Linked DNA regions of Homo sapiens: region 2 is linked to region 1. The links are chromatin loops, found by intact Hi-C in ENCODE. Cell type or tissue: HCT116. All regions are shown on one strand. Links, peaks and the distances in the headings refer to the core of each region. The heading gives the core; the rest is flanking DNA. Region 1 holds the start of LOC154449 (a long non-coding RNA gene). Region 2 overlaps LOC107986674 (a long non-coding RNA gene).

The links. Peaks named below come from ENCODE experiments on the same cell type or tissue, not always from the same donor. Only the 100,000 strongest peaks of a DNase experiment are listed, where the experiment ranks them.
Region 2: a loop joins it to region 1, with 2.8 times the contacts of the local background. A loop is called at or near these places in 1 of 110 quality-filtered maps.

Annotation. Positions count from the first base shown.
Region 1 is chr6:170,259,669-170,262,588 of GRCh38, forward strand. LOC154449 (a long non-coding RNA gene) reads right to left here and starts at 2,901. Exons shown (of 3, transcript NR_002787.2): 1 at 2,748-2,901. In HCT116, for the core only: a CTCF peak has its summit at 1,235; a DNase peak (open chromatin) is centred at 1,213.
Region 2 is chr6:169,949,240-169,952,159 of GRCh38, forward strand. LOC107986674 (a long non-coding RNA gene) reads left to right here. Exons shown (of 5, transcript XR_001744483.2): 3 at 1,070-1,163; 4 at 2,105-2,190; 5 at 2,808-2,920. Among named protein-coding and RNA genes, the nearest start is that of LINC00242, 150 kb to the left of the region's middle. In HCT116, for the core only: CTCF peaks have their summits at 1,537 and 1,738; a DNase peak (open chromatin) is centred at 1,502.

The sequences.
Region 1 (2,920 bases), core at 271-2,770:
CCCTTTGGCAGTTAAGTGTGACTTCCATCAACCAAATGGTAAAACATTAAAGTAAAAATAAATGCAGGTTCTATGGAAAAAACAATTAAAAAATGGCCTTTGATGTTCCCGATATATTCTGACAATCCTAGAGATTTAAAAAGCAGCATAAGGGATTATTTATTACATAAAAAGATCAAACAAATTGATAGAAAAATGTATCGATAAGAAATCCATTAATATGATTTAGATAAACATGAAAGAAAAATTGTAAATCTTAATGAGAAAATAGCCAGACTTGCTCATGGTCAAATAATGTAATTAAATAATCGTTTATTTCATTATGTTACAAAAATGTAATGATAAGTTGTGGTGAAATGTATCCTTATATATTAGTGATACTGAAGCTTGTTCAATGCGGGGAGGAGAGATGTGGCAATGTGTATCAAGAAACAAAATTATGTTTATGTCCTTTGACCCAGTAATTAACATGGCATGAGGGAGGGGCATATATTGGTCATAGTGTCATTTATAGAACAGAGAATTTTCAAAATAAATGCCCGATGAAGTATTAAGCAGACTTTTACAATTATGGTTTTGAAGACTATGTAGCAACTTAGAAATTGCAGATAACATACTGAGTAAAAAGAAAAGCAGAATGTAAAAATCGTTCCTGGACTATGATTGCAACTTTGTAAAAAGTGCACATAGGAAAAAGAAGTGCAAGAAAAATGGCAAATGACTGTGGTTAAGAATACTAGGATTGGGCCGGGCGCAGTGGCTCACTCCTGTAATCCCAGCACTTTGGGAGGCCGAGGCGGGCGGATCACAAGGTCAGGAGATCGAGACCATCCTGGCTAACACAGTGAAATCCCGTCTCTACTAAAAATACAAAAAATTAGCCGGGCGTGGTGGCGGGCACCTGTAGTCCCAGCTACTCGGGAGGCTGAGGCAGGAGAATGGGGTGAACCCGGGAGGCGGAGCTTGCAGTGAGCCGAGATCGCGCCACTGCACTCCAGCCTGGGTGACAGAGCGAGACTCCATTTCAAAAAAAAACAATACTAGGATTGAAGTTTGCTTCCTAACTTCCAGTGACACGGTTTTTTCAATCTAGGATTTAAAACAAAAATTATGCTTTACAGCAAAGGAGAGTTTGGGTTTTCACTCCCGGAGGTGTTCGGAGGCCACCGCAGCCCACACCACGCCCAGGTGGAGCCACCACCTGTGCCTCTGCAGCCACTGATCTGGGAGCTGCCCCCAGAGGCAGCTGTGCAGATAGCAGATACTGCTCCTGGTTGAGGACCAAAATATGAATAAACGGGCTCTTCAAGGACAGCGTGACAATATTAAATAAATGTTGCATAATGCAAACACTGCACCTAGGTAAAGCCACTTACAAAATTGATTTATTTTGATCTGTTTTAAATTTAAAGGTTTGTAATGTGGAATTACCGTGCTGGGTAATTGCCCACACACCACATTCTACTGAGCCGAATGACATTCCATGTATACTTCAGAGCTGTATCTAATTTCTTAAACACAACCTTTTTTTTCAAATTTATGTCACTCCATAAAAAGCAACTCTTTTCACAGTGACAATTGTAAGTAAAAAATATGAAAATATTTTCCGTACCTTTTCCCAAAATTTCACTAAATCTTGAAAACAGACCTTAAGAATATTTTTCCCGCACTTACATATCTCTCTCCTCTGCCACCTCTGCTGCAGGTCTTTTGGACTTGAAGGCCTTGGTTGTATTGGGATTAATAAAATATGTTTATATACATGATTTATAAAAAGTAAAACAAGGTCGGGCATGGTGGCTCATGCCTATAATTCCAACACTGGGAGGCCAAGGCAGGAGGATCACTTGAGGCCAGGAGTTTGAGACCAGCCTTGGCAACATAGTGAGATCCCATCTCTACCAAAGAAAAAAAAATTGTTTTAATGAGCTGGGCATGGTGGTGCCTGTGGTCCTAGCTCCTTGAGAGGCTGAGGCGGGAGGATTGCTTGAGCCCAGGAGGTTGAGGCCGCAATGAGCTGTGATTGCACCCCTGCACTCCCGCCTGGGCAACGGAGCAACACCCTGTGTCTATTTTTTAAAAATAAAAAAGTAAAGCAAGACAACACTATGACTCTCCATCCTAACACAAGTCAAGTCCTGAGCTTCTGTAGAAAGAGCCCACCACGGCCATGCAGGACCTCATGGAGAATCAGCAGGTGCACGGGTGCTCACTGCAGCTCCCGTCTGCATCCTGGAAGCTTTGGGTCTTGGACTAATGAGGACTAAGCCTGCGCAGTCAGTTCTCTCAGCCAGAGACTGAAACCACCACCAAAGAACCTTGAGGAAACGCGCCCATCCTTGCTCCTTGGGAAAATGTGGATAGTTAACGTGACCAAGCAGGACAGCGCGGCAGCCTCCCTCGTGTTAAACCCACGTTGTACTCATCCTGGGGGTGCCTAAAACGTGGCAGCCTCAATTCCTCAATGGCTCTGGGATTCTTGGGAACCGAGGGGAGGGAAGGGTGGTGCTGGCTGCCCGAGGCTCAGCCCTCCAGGCCTTCCCAGAGCGCCAGGGCCGCCACTGCCCTCCTTGGAGCAGCGTTGCATGGCTCCACGAGGACCAGGGTTCGAAAATTTGAGGTGCTGTCTCTCAAGCTCGGAGTTTGCGGGAGCCCTTGCCCCGCCGGCTGCCGTAAAAGCTTTGGTTAAATGCTCTGAACTGAAGGTCCTTCCCGCGCCCCCTCAGAGACTCCAGAGGCACACTCACCCCCAGAGTGAAGCAGCAGACAGAACCCAGGACCTTCTCTGCACTCACACGGGAGAGGAGCATGGACGGGCCTGAGCCTGAAGCGTCGTTTCCTAAAAAGAAGGCGCTGCTCCCGGCCCCCGCACGAGGCCCTGCCGGAGTCTCTGCCAGCACTGCGCCTGCCGCTCTTCCCT
Region 2 (2,920 bases), core at 223-2,722, 310 kb before region 1:
TTAAAAGCCATAGACTAGACTATAGACTAGTAGAAAGTATTTGAGAAATACACATTTTAAACATAAGATTTATATCCATAATACTTGAAGAACTCTTACTACTCACAAATAATTAGATAAACAACCTAGTTTTTTAAAAAACTGAGTAAAAGATTTGAACAGACACTTCACTAAGGGAGCTAGAATGGGAATAAGCATACAGAAAGATGTTGACTTCATTGGTGATTAAGAAAATTCAAATTAAATCCGCAATGAGGTATCACTACACTAGGAATGGTCAAATTTGAAAAAAATCTGACACTACAAAGTGTTGGTGAAAATGTGGAGTAACTGAAGTTTTCATACGTTACTGATGAAAATGCAAAGTGGTACAGACACTTTGGAAGACACTTGGCAATTTAAAAAATAAACTGAAAACACACAACCTGCCAATCTCACTCCTAAGTACGTACATAAGGGAAGTGAAAACTTATGTTCACACAATATCTTGTACTCAAATGGTCATAGCTGCAGTTTTACTAATAATATCCAAGAAGTGGAAGTAACTTAAGTGACTCTCAACTAGTGAGTAGATAAATAAATTGTGGCATATATTAAAAAAATGAATTCTATTCTGCAAAGAAATAATAATAAAAGGAATGAACTGCTCATATATGATGCAATAATGTGAATACATCTTGAAAACATCCTAAGTGAAAGAAGCCAGATGCAAATGAGTACATACTATATGGTTCCATTTATATAAAATTTAGAAAAGGCAAAACCACAGCGACAGACAGAGGAGTGTTGCCAGCGCCAGGGTTGGAGGTTGGGGGGACAGTGGCTGTAAAGGGACAGAAGGAAATTCGGGAAATGACGGAAATGTTCCATATGTTGATTGTAGTGGTGATTTCATGACTATAAAGTTACATTTGCCAATTTGTAACACTACAGTGAAAATTGATGAATTCTCTTACACATAAATTATACCTCAATTAAGCAAATTTTGCTTGAAGCAATAAATCATTTGTAGGAATTTAGCTTAGCCACAGGTTGACCATTAACTATTTCACCATTCACCTCCTTTGAGAACTTCCAACTTCTTCTGAATAAACCTTGGGACTTAAGGAGAACCTGCAACAAATCCAGCTGAATCTCTGCACTCCCATAAAGAGACCTGGCAGGTGAGCTTCAGGGTGACATTTATATAATGTGTGTATATATATGTGCCTATGTATATATGTATTTCATAAAACTGCTTATCAAATGACATAAGTTGTGGCATAGTTGTTCATCAAATCACTTTAAAATTTTCCAAATCTTATTTTTAGAAAATTGCTGGTGTGATTTATTTTTGTTTGACAAGATTGACAGTAGCCAAGTGGTGTTCTATCTGAAGTCTGATTTGACATCAGGAATGGCATCCAGCTCTTTCCCTGGTGAACAGCCATGAGGCCACATGGCCAGCATGCACTTGAATATGAAGGGCGAGATGTCCATTCCTCATGCTGCCAGCCTGTTCCTGTGTTGCCACCTCAGGCCTTGTCACCTCTCCCCTTGGTGCCACCAGGTGGCATTATTGGGTGACTTGTACCCATAAGCAGATTTTTCTCATCTAGTAGGGAAACATTTCAATATTTTGACAACTGGGGCATCCATGCTGATCTTCTTCCTGCAGGATCCTCGCTGGCTCAACTGCAGCAGCTTCTGCCCCTCCACATCTTTCCACATTTCTGGCTGTGAATGACCTACAGACGCTTTTCATCATCCTGACCCTATTAGCCAAGTCTCTTCTTGGTCTACATAATCCTGATCCTAATCAGCCCTTTTTTTATTTTAGTCATTCTGTCCCAATGTAAAATTACCATAAGAAAGCTATCATATTCACATCAAGGACACTCTGTCTTAGCTAAAGTGTGGTATCATGGAGTCATGCAGGTAGTTGGGGTTGTTCTAAAACATGTCCACACATCCCTGGACAGCTCTCATCAAAAGATGGAATCTAACTCCCCTCCCTCTGAATATGGGCTGGACTTAGTGACTTGTTGGTAACACATAGAATGTAGTAGAATTGTGTGTGACTTCTGTGGCTGGGTAATAAAAGAGATGTAATTCTTTTCAGCAGTCTCTCTCAGAACATGTCCCTTGGGAGCTCCAAGTCAACCTGCAACAAATCCAGAAGCTTCCTTGCCTGAGAGACCACATGGAAAGGTTGTGTATAGAGAGAAATGCCTGGGTAGCTGCAGCTACTGAACCTTCTCCCCATCAACCACTAGACACAGGGCATGAGTGAGTCTGTGGGTGACTTCAGCTCCCAGCTTCAGAGCTTCCCCAGACCAGGCCAAGTGAAGCAGAGATGAGCTGTCCCCAGTGAGCCCTGCCCAAACTGCAGATTTGTGAGCAGAATTTATGTTATTGTTTTAAGCCACCAAGTTTTGTGATGGTTTGTTACATAGCATTAGATAACTGGAACAGTTGCGGAGGGTACCAATTCTACTGGTTGTCGAAAACAGCCACAGCACCTTCCTTGTCTCACAAAACAGTATTATTAATGCTCTTTATCCATGGTCTAAAAACACAGCCTCAGTTTACTACAGGGTTGAGAGGATCTCACACTGGGATGTTTGATACAAAGGATCAAATACACTATACTCTAATTCTGTATAGTTTTGTCTGCTAGTCATCATCATCTAAGGTTTGTGGTGCCATTCCAGGCCTCAAACAGGAACATTGGAGAGATAAAATAATTGGAGAGATAAAATAATTGGATAGACATGTATCTCCTTGGGTGCCTGGTAGGTAAAAGAGTCTGAATCCTTATTTTCTAGGTGAACTCACCATCTTTGGAGTCACCTGATGTCTATAGCTCTTGTTGGGTAAGGGTGAAGATTGCACTGTGAGAGCCTCAACAATGAACACTAATATGATTTGGGAACAAGAT